3 separate regions of the Homo sapiens genome follow, and regions 2 and 3 are each linked to region 1. A link is a contact called in ENCODE Hi-C or POLR2A ChIA-PET data. All regions are on one chromosome and are shown on one strand. The core of a region is the stretch at or near the end of the contact, and the rest is flanking DNA. Distances in the headings are between cores, read along the strand shown. Region 1 holds the start of LINC01003 (long intergenic non-protein coding RNA 1003). Region 2 overlaps KMT2C (lysine methyltransferase 2C). Region 3 has its middle 77 kb from the start of LINC01003.

Region 1 (3,318 bases), core at 819-3,318:
ATCGCTTAAACCTGGAAGGCGGAGGTTGCAGTGAGCTGAAATCGCACCATTGCACTCCAGCCTGGGCGACAGGGCAAGACTCCGTTTCAAAAAAAAAAAAAGGAGAAAGAAACAAAGAAAGAAAGAAAAATGCCTCCCCAAGGTGACAGACGAGCTAAGCCAGGCGAAAAGTCTAAAGAAATTCAAGTGCAAAGGCCCTCTGGCAAAAAGGTCTTGGCAGAAAGGTGGTCAGTGTGCCTGCTGCACTGAAACTGCTCCTGTAAGGCAGGGATCCTATAAGGTAGGCCTTGAATGTCATGATGGGGAGCTCGGTTAGGACCCCCATGATAGGTAGGAAGGCAGCTGGAAAGAGCAGTTCTGCCATTTTTACGGATACATTCATGAGCCATGATGGGTCGTCCTGGTGGACCTCTGGAGCCTGACCTGGGTCCACGTTTGAGGTCTCCGACTTTAGTGACCCTGGGAAAGTTACTTGAGTTTCCTCATTTGAATAGCCAAGGGTTTCTCGTGTTTGATGCCAAATGCCTTGTGCGGGGATTGGCTCCAAACCTCAGCCTCATCAGTCAATTTATCCTTACGTTCAAGAGCAGCCATTTACAAAACGAGCTCAGAAAATTAAAAAAAAAATACAAACTTTAAATCGCCAGAATACTGCATAAACTAAAAGTAGGCCGGGCGCAGTGGCTCACGCCTGTAATCCCAGCACTTTGGGAGGTCGAAGCGGGCGGATCACCTGAGGTCAGGAATTCGAGACCAGCCTGACCAACATGGAGAAACCCCGTCTCTACTAAAAATGCAAAAATTAGCTGGGCATGGTGGTGGGCGCCTGTACTCCCAGCTATTTGGGAGGCTGAGGCAGGAGAATTGCTTGAACCCAGGAGACGGAGGTTGCAGTGAGCTGAGATCGCGCCACTGCACTCTAGCCTGGGCGACAGAGCGAGACTCCATCTCAAAGCAAACAAACAAATAAAAACAAAGTAAAAGTAAATTCCCCAGGCAAAGCTGATTATATTGCTGGGATAATCGACTTTGTCACTGCAGTCTCACTTGGTACTTTAAGAAACTCCATCTTGATCCTAGGTCTGGGTCGATCTGGGCGTTCCTGCTAATTTTCTGTTTTAAAAACCTAAAGCAATAAAAATGTTGATATTGACATTTATCATTTTTATCCTCGCCCTCTGCCTTGTTTTGCTGGGAGATCTGTTCCACTTGGCTGAGTTTAGGGAGGGCGGGGAAGCGGGGGAGAAACCGAGGCGCAGGGTGGAGAAAGGGAGAAGCCTTGCAGACTGAACACATGAGAAAACCTGGAGAAGGGATTCGCTGCTGCTTATTTCAGGGAAGAAAACCGAGAAGTGAAGCACAGAGGGGTCAGGTTCCGGGAGCGGCGGGAAGGTTGTAGGGGGCCCCAGGGCAGGTCCTGGAGCTCAGGCAGCCGGCACCGGGAGCCCAGCTCAGGCTGCGGGGTGCAACCGGGCAAGAGCGCTCGGGCTGCCGAAACGGGAGGAGATCAGAAAAAGGAGAGACATGGAAAAAAGGAGAGGAAGAGGAGCAACACTCAAGAGGGAAGGAAGAAGGCAGACACTGAGGAACGCCCGCAGGAACCCGCAGACAAGCAGAGAGCCGGGCTGCGCTGGGAGCGGGGCCCGCGGAAGGGGCGGGGCGCCAGGCGGCTCGAGGCCAATGGGAGGGCGGGCCGGGGCGAGGGCGGGGCACTAGGCGAAACGACGCCAATGGGAGGGCGGGCCGGGGCGAGGGCGGGGAATTAGGCGGTGCGAGGCCAATGGGAGGGCGGGCCGGGTCCTCTGGGCTGAGGCGGGGTGCCAGGCGGCACGAAGCCAGTGGGAGGGTGAGTTAGGGGCAGGGGCGGGGTCCCAAGCCAATGGAAGGGTGATACCGAGAGGGCGGGGCGCCAGGCGGCGAGAGAGCCAATGGGAGGCCGAGCCGAGGACCGCGGGCGGTGGGCCTCCCCCCGAGAGGAGGGAGACCCGGAAGGCGGTGGGGGCGGGGAGTGGAGCTGACAACCTGTCAAATCCACTTTGGGACGAACTAGGTCACGCGCTCCGCGGGTCGGGCACCCCCGCCCGCCAGGCACGGCCGCGGCTCCTTCCTCTTCCTGCCCGCGGTAGTGGGGGTGGGGCAGGCCTCGGGACACCTGCCTCCGCCGCCGGCCGCCGGCCGCCGTCCTCGCGCGGCTTCCCGGGCGGCTCTGCCCCGACCGTAGACTCCCGGCCCGCTCGCCGCGGCAGGAGCCGTGGTTCCGCGGACCTGGGCGCGCTCTCTCCCTGGCCACTGGGAGACCCCCCGCGGCCTCGCGGGGAAAACCTCGGGACTGCCCCGCGCCCCCGGCCGTCTCTGCGTCGCTCCTTCTCGCCCGCGACCGTGGACTCGTCCTCGCGAGCCTGGGTTGGCGGAAGCTGCGGGGGCCGGGGTCGCACTACTTGGCGCGGAAGGGCCGGCGGTGGGCGGAGGGATCCCCGTCCGCGGGGTGAGCCGCTGGGCGGAGCCGGGAGGAGCCGCGAGGATCCGCAGTGGGGAGCCGGGAGGAACCTGGCGCCGGCACCCACCCGCCGCGCCCACGCGTGCCGCGGTCGCTTGTTTCCCGCGGGAGCCCGGCCGCGCTCGGGGGGAGGCGCGCGCGCAGCTGGGGCTGCCTGGGTCTAGGAGCTCCGGAGCCACCGTTTTGTGCCCGTGGAGCCGCGGGGAAGGCGCACGCGCTCGGGTCTTCCCGGCGGGTCGTCCTGCACTTTCTCCCTCTCCGGTACGGACCGCGGCGTTCTGTTTCCAGGCAAAGGAAAATAAGTCAAAGACTCAGAAGGCAGCCTGAATCCAGGGCCTGGGATGCAGGGTTTGCTGGAACGCCAGCCGGTGCGATCGCGCCCCTGGGATTCCGCTTAGCCCGCGCGTCCATTTCCCTGCATGGTGGACTCAGTAAAGCCGGATCTGTCCAACGCCTGCAGCGTGGATGTGGAGGCGGACTAATCAACTAGTGCTCTGTTATTATTTCTACCCATCCCTTTTCTCCATGCTAATTTGCTTAGAACTTTAACATTGAATGGACAGCAAATGTCATGTTCTGTTTAATTATCACTCCTTGACCATTATGTTAATTTCTTTCCCTAACAAGGTGACGCATTGTTTTAAGTAACAATGACCAACTCATCTACTCTTCTTCCAAATTGTGTAAATTGAAGGGTAAAATGTGGGAAAACGCTAAATTTGAATGCTAAATTTGAACATTTCACACAACAATAATTTGAAATGCTTCTTTGCAATATTATGGCGTTTCGGAACAGATAAAAATACTTCATTTTCAGACAT
Region 2 (3,318 bases), core at 316-2,815, 97 kb before region 1:
GAAGCCGAGGCAGGCGGATCACCTGAGGTCGAGTTCGAGACCAGCCTGGCCAAGATGGTGAAACCCTGTCTCTGCTAAAAATACAAAAATCAGCCAGGAATGGTAGCAGGCGCCTGTAATCCCAGCTACTCTGGAGGCTGAGGCAGAATTGCTCCAACTAGGGAGGTGGAGGTTGCAGTGAGCAGAAATCGCACCGCTGCACTCCAGCCTGGGCGGCAGAGTGAGACCCTGTCTCAAACAAACAAACAAACAAACAAACAGTTAACTAAAAACTTCCTCCTTTTTTCTTTTCTTCTTTTGAGATGGAGTCTCGCTATATTGCTCAGGCAGGTCTTGAATTCCTGGTCTCAAGCGATCCTCCCACCTTGGCTTCCCATAGGGCTGGGATTACAGGCATTAGCCTCCCGGCCCAGTGTTTTGTTTTGAAGTGTGCTTTGTCTGATATTAACATAGCCACTCCAGCTTAATTTGATTAGTGTTGGCATGTTTTATCTTTCTCTTTATGTCATTTTATTTCAATTGTCTTTCAGGTAGACAGAATATAATTAGGTCTAAAATAGATTCTATTAGTGGGGCATAGTGGCATGTGCCTGTAGTCCTGGGTACTCAGGAGGATGAGGTGGGACGAACACCTGACAAAAACAACCCAACTCAAAAATGAGCAAAGAACTTCCACAGACATTTTCCAAAGAAGTTATACAAATGACCAAAAAAACATGAAAAGATGCTCACGATGACTATTAGAAAAATGAAAAATCAAAACTAAGATATACCACCTCACACCCATTAGGATGGCTACTGTGAAAAATAAAAAAAAGAATAACAAATGTTGGCAAGGACGTGGAGAAACTGAAACACTAGTGCACAGGTGTAGGGAACATAAAATGATATGGGCCCTGGAAAACAGTACGGCAGTTTCTCAAGCAGTTAAAAATAGAATTGCCATATGATCCACAAATTCCACCTCTGGGTATACACCAAAAAGAATCAGAAGCAGAGTCTCCAAAGAGATATTTATACACCCATGTTCACAGCAGCATTATTCACAATAAATAAAACATAATTAACAGTTAAGTAAAATGTGGTACAGACATACCACATTGGCAGTATGTCTATGGTGGAATACTATGCAGCCTTAAAAAGGAAGGAATTTCTGACATATGCGATACTACAACATAAATGAACCTTGACAACAATCTCCTAAGTGAATTAAACCAGTCACAAAGAAAAAAAAATAGTGGATGATTCCACTTATATAAGGTACTAAGAGTAGCTAAAATCAGAGACGGAAAGTGGAACGGTGGTTGCCAGAGGCTGAGAGAAGGGAGAAACTGGGAGTTATTGTTTAATGGCTATAAAGTATGAGTTTAACAAGATTTTTTAAAAAGCTATGAAAATGGATAGTGTCTACATTATGAATGTATCTCACATCACTAAAATGTACACTTAAAAATAGTTAAGGGGTTGGGTGGCCACAGACGGCCGGGCGGGATGTAACCAGCCGCTGAGCTGCAGCCCTTCCGTGTCCGCAGGCTTCGGCCCGGCCGCCGCCGCCCATCAGCTATGGAGGAGCTTTACAACTTCCCGGCCTGCAGAGCCGGGCGCAGCAAGGGCCAGACGCGGCGCGAGCTGGCGCTGCGAGCCAACGGGCCGGCGCCTGGCGGGCACGATCGCAAGGTCGCGCAGAAGCTCCTCAATGGCCAGCGCCAGTTGCAGCCCCGGCCGCACCCTTGCCTCACCTGAGCCTGGGCTCTTGCTCTTGCGGAATCCACAGGTCTTTCTTGAAGAAATCTGTAGTCAGAACTCTGTGCTGCATTTTTATCCAGAGAAGGAACAGGAAGAGAAGAGTGTGGTCTCCTAGAAATCTAGCACTGGAGAAACGAGGAAAATTCTTCCAAGGATGGTCTCCCACTCAGAGCTGAGGAAGCTTTTCTACTCAGCAGATGCAGTGTGTTTTGATGTTGACAGCACGGTCATCAGAGAAGAAGGAACCAACATTCAAAGCAGCTGCCAACTATTCCAAGTTTCCCAGCTGGAGGAGCCCTGACCTGCACCTTCGCAGAAGCCCTGAAGCAGACACCCCAGGGAGCACCTACCAGGGGCACCCCCGGCTGGCACCAGCATACAAAGTGAGACAGGGTCTCGCCTTATTTCGCAGGCTGGTCTGGAACTCCTGAGCTCAAACAATCTACCCACCTCGGCCTCCCAAAGTTCTGGGATTACAGGTGTGAGCCACCTTACCCAGAGAGGCGAACCTGGATTGGGAAAGTCGACATTAATCAACTCATTATTCCTTACAGATTTGTATGCTCCAGAGTATCCAGGTCCTTCTCATAGAATTAAAAAGACTATACAGGTGGACAATCCAAAGTTTTAATCAAAGAAGGTGGTGTTCAGTTGCTGCTCACAATAGCTGACACCCCAGGATTTGGAGATGTAGTGGATAATAGTAATTGCTGGCAGCCTCTTATCGATTACATTGATAGTAAATCTGAGGACTACCTAAATGCAGAATCACGAGTGAACAGACGTCAGATGCCTAATAGCAGGGTGCAGTGTTGTTTATACTTCATTGCTCCTTCAGGACATGAACTTAAACCATTGGATATTGAGTTTATGAAGCGTTCGCATGAAAAAGTGATTATCATCCAACTTATTGCCAAAGCAGACACACTTATACCAGAGGAATGCCAACAGTTTAAAAAACAGATAATGAAAGAAATCCAAGAACATAAAATTAAGATATATGATTTTCCAGAAATAGATGATGAAGAAGAAAATAAACTTGCTAAAAAGGTAAAGGACTGTTTACCTCTTGCTGTGGTAAGCTAGTAATACTATCATTGAAGTTAATGGCAAAAGGGTCAAAGGAAGGCAGTATCCTTGGGGTGCTGCTGAAGTTGAAAATGGTGAACATTGTGATTTTACAATTCTAAGAAATATGCTGATAAAAACACACACTCAGGACTTGAAAGATGTTACTAATAATGTCCACTATGAGAACTACAGAAGCAGAAAACTGGCAGCTGTGACTTATAATGGAGTTGATAACAACAAGAATAAAGGGCAGCTGACTAAGAGCCCTCTGGCACAAATGGAAGAAGAAAGAAGGGAGTATGCAGCTAAAATGAAGAAGATAGAGATGGAGATGGAGCAGGTGTTAGAGATGAAGGTCAAATAAAAAGTTCAAAAACTAAAGGACTCTGAAGCTGAGCTCCAGTGGCGCCGTGAGCTAATGAAAAAGAATTTGGAAGCACAGCACAAAGAATTAGAGGAAAAACGTCGTCAGTTTGAGGATGAGAAGGCAAACTGGGAAGC
Region 3 (3,318 bases), core at 347-2,846, 77 kb after region 1:
GCAGCTAAGGCCCGGTGAGAAATCGAGCGCAGCGCCGGTGGGCTGGCACTGCTAGGGGACCCAGTACACCCTCCGCAGCCGCTGACCCGGGTGCTAAGCCCCTCATAAGCCGGCCGGCTGCGCCGCCAAGCCCACACCCACCCGGAACTCCAGCTGGCCCGCAAGCGCTGGGCGCAGCCCCGGTTCCCACTTGCGCCTCTCCCTCCACACCTTCCTGCAAGCTGAGGGAACCGGCTCCGGCCTTGGCCAGCCCAGAAAGGGGCTCCCACAGTGCAGCGGTGGGCTGAAGGGCTCCTCAAGTTCCACCAAAGTGGGAGCCCAGACAGAGGAGGCGCCGAGAGCGAGCGAGGGCTGTGAGGACTGCCAGCACGCTGTCACCTCTCACTGAGACTACAGGCGCACGCCACCACGCCCCGCTAATTTTTGTATTCTTAGTAGAGACAAGGTTTCACTATGTTGGCCTGGCTGGTCTTGAACTCCCGACCTCAGGTGATCCGCCTGCCTTGGCCTCCCAAAGTGCTGGGATTACAGGCGTGAGCCACCGCACCCCACTAAAGCAGGTGCTTTTAACCACTATTCCAAATTCCCAAATGTACAGACCACGGCATTGTCTGAACTGGAAGGCATGGTCAAAACTTTAGTCTGAATTATTAAAATCTTATTGAAGAATTTAATAACTGAGGAAAATAAGCAGAGAAAATATTTCTGGACAAAGGGACCAATTTGTTGCTTCTAAAATTATATCGCATGATATTTTGTTTACTAATATTTGAATTTGGCAATTGTGAGGCTAAGAAAATGGAAATGGGGCTGGGAGCTGTGGCTCATGCCTGTAATCCCAGCACTTTGGGAGGCAGAGGTGAGCAGACCACAAGTTCAGGAGTTCGAGACCAGCCTGGCCAACATAGTGAAACCCCGTCTCTACTAAAAATGCAAAAATTACCCGAGCATGGTGGCGTGCACTTGTAGTACCAGCTACTCAGGAGGCAGAAGCAGGACAATCGCTTGAACCCGGGAGGCAGAAGTTGTAGTGAGCTGAGATCATGCCACGGCACTCCAGCCTGGGCAACAGAGTGAGACTCTGTCTCAAAAAACAAACAAACAAACAAAGAAAATGGAAATGGTTAAGTTAGGGGAGCTGTAGACCAAGTCAGTACTCCAGTGATCAGACGAAGTAGCCCTCCTCAGTTTTTTTTTTTTTTTTTTTTTGAGATGGAGTCTCACTCTGTTGCCTAGGCTGGAATGCAGTGGCATGATCTCAGCTCACTGCAACCTCTGCCTCCCGGGTTCAAGTGATTCTCCTGCCTCAGCTTCCCAAGTAGCTGGGATTACAGGTGCCCGCCACCACGCCCAGCTAATTTTTGTGTTTTTAGTAGAGATGGGGTTTCACCATGCTGGCCAGGCTGTTCTCGAACTCCTGAGCTCAGACAATCTGCCCGCCTCGGCCTCCCAAAGTGCTGGGATTACAGGCATGAGCCACCGCGCCCGGCTCACCATGTTGGTTTCTAAGATTTCCTGTTTGTCTCTTGTTCCTTGTGTAAGAGTAGGTACTATCATAAATCCTGCCCTTAGGGCAAACGACCTTGAGGTCATCATACTTCAGTTCCTGCATAGCCCTTCTGAACCACCCCTCCCCTATGCTACATAAGCCCGGAGTAGGGGAGTGGCAGCCTGCGGATCCACCACCTCCATTAGCTTTTGTTTATAAGTCTCCATTAGGTGATTCCGGCTAAGAAACAGGATTTGTCAGCCTCTTTCTTTGGCCTCTCAGCTTCCTGGGACTCTGGGGCAGGTTTGGATAGTCCTGCCAACCGCAGAACACTCATCAAGGTGGGAGTGGAAACTGCTGCAGAGAAGAATCCCATTTGTGTTTGTGCTCTTACCCAGGGCTGGGATGTGAGGCCCCTCCTCAGTTTTTAACAGGACAAGGCCAGAAATGTATCAAGAATCATTCATTCTTCTGCAGCAAAACAAACCTCCCACTGCTCCCTGGAGAACAAGACAGTTTCAGAAGGGAAAAGATAAGAGTTCTTCTGAGCTTTCAAAGAACTTAATAGGGAGGCAAAAAAGAAAACAAACAAACAGAAAAACAATGCTTTCATAAAGTGAAGGAAAAAAATCTCTGGCTAATCTGATTGTTAAAGTGATTGTACCGAAATAAAAAATCTCTCAAACAGGCCGGGCACGGTGGCTCACGCCTGTAATCCCAGCACCTTGGGAGGCCGAGGCGGGTGGATCACGAGGTCAGGAGATCGAGACCATCCTGGCTAATACGGTGAAACCCCGTCTCCATTAAAAATACAAAAAATTACCCGGGCGTGTTGGTGGGCGCCTGTAGTCCGTTGTAGTCCCAGCTACTCGTGAGGCTGAGACAGAAGAATGGCGTGAACCCGGGAGACGGAGCTTGCAGTGAACTGAGATCGTGCCACTGCACTCCAGCCTGGGCGACAGAGCGAGACTCCGTCTCGAACAACAGCAAAAAATCCCTCAAACATTTGATCATTCCTACTCTTGGAACTAATAATATTAAATATATATTTGTAACATGATTGTTCATATTTTAATTATAGGTTAACAATGGTGCGTTCATACGGTGTTTGCTTGCTTGAAGAAGTTGCTTTATAATTAATATAGTATTAGCATATAATTTGAAACAACTGGCTGGGTGCGGTGGCTCACGCCTGTCATCCCAGAACTTTGGGAGGCCGAGGCGGACAGATCACCTGAGGTCAGGAGTTCGAGACCACCTGGTCAACATGGTGAAACCCCGTCTCCACTAAAAATACGAAAATTAGCCGGGTGTGGAGGTGCATGCCTGTAGTCCCAGCTCCTCGGGAGGCTGGGCAACAAGAGCGAAACTCCATCTCAAAAACAAAACAAAACAAAACAAAATTTTAAAAAAAGCATGAAAGATGTAATTTTTTAAATAAATAAAATTAAAAATAATTGCCTGTTGCTCAGGCTGGAGTGCAGTGGTGCAATCTCCACTCACTGCAACCTTCGCCTCTATGGCAAGAACTTCGGAAGGGCACAAGTCATATTGCATAATGAGCGTGACAAGCCTCAGCTTGTTTATGCCAATATTTCTGACACTCACTTGACCATGGAGGTTTCTGTGAAGGCCACAGCCAGGTACCCAGTAGGCCATTAGTGAGCATCTGTGGTGAACAAATGAACCTTGCAGGCCACACACTGGGAGATGCTGCTGTAAGGCAGAGGATGGTCTACGATAATATTACATACAAAATGCAGGAGATACTCTTTTGAATAGGTGGCGTCTTACTACTCCTTCAAGCCACATACAAGGTTAGCATCCCC

Evidence for each region. A loop is a pair of places that touch in the nucleus more often than their neighbours do. ChIA-PET counts read pairs that join two places held with the same protein, here RNA polymerase II (POLR2A). Pooled maps may share reads with other maps.
Region 2: a loop to region 1 is called in a map of heart left ventricle, with 2.0 times the contacts of the local background. The contact joins the enhancer-like site here to the promoter of LINC01003 in region 1. A Hi-C loop is called at or near these places in 3 of 168 maps with a recorded cell type or tissue (colonic mucosa, heart left ventricle and heart right ventricle) and 3 of 50 pooled maps. POLR2A ChIA-PET finds 5 or more read pairs at or near these places in 6 of 52 experiments (AG04449, Caco-2, H1 and 3 more).
Region 3: a map of PC-9 shows a loop between it and region 1 (4-fold over the local background). The contact joins the enhancer-like site here to the promoter of LINC01003 in region 1. A Hi-C loop is called at or near these places in 2 of 168 maps with a recorded cell type or tissue (Caco-2 and PC-9) and 1 of 50 pooled maps. POLR2A ChIA-PET finds 5 or more read pairs at or near these places in 5 of 52 experiments (B cell, HEK293, HEK293T and 1 more).

The regions. Positions count from the first base shown.
Region 1 is chr7:152,462,056-152,465,373 of GRCh38, forward strand. LINC01003 (long intergenic non-protein coding RNA 1003) reads left to right here and starts at 2,069. Exons shown (of 1, transcript NR_027387.1): 1 at 2,069-3,318. RefSeq lists a silencer at 1,701-2,720 and enhancers at 1,993-2,494, 2,495-2,994.
Region 2 is chr7:152,365,271-152,368,588 of GRCh38, forward strand. All of the region lies in intron 1 of KMT2C (lysine methyltransferase 2C), which reads right to left. It also overlaps the pseudogene SEPTIN7P6. Among named protein-coding and RNA genes, the nearest start is that of KMT2C, 69 kb to the right of the region's middle. Within about 2 kb of position 1,566, at least 2 of the 41 ENCODE cell types and tissues checked have a DNase peak (open chromatin) inside an H3K27ac peak, as active enhancers do.
Region 3 is chr7:152,539,040-152,542,357 of GRCh38, forward strand. No RefSeq gene overlaps it. Among named protein-coding and RNA genes, the nearest start is that of LINC01003, 77 kb to the left of the region's middle. Within about 2 kb of position 1,597, at least 2 of the 41 ENCODE cell types and tissues checked have a DNase peak (open chromatin) inside an H3K27ac peak, as active enhancers do; they include PC-9, where a contact is called at or near this core.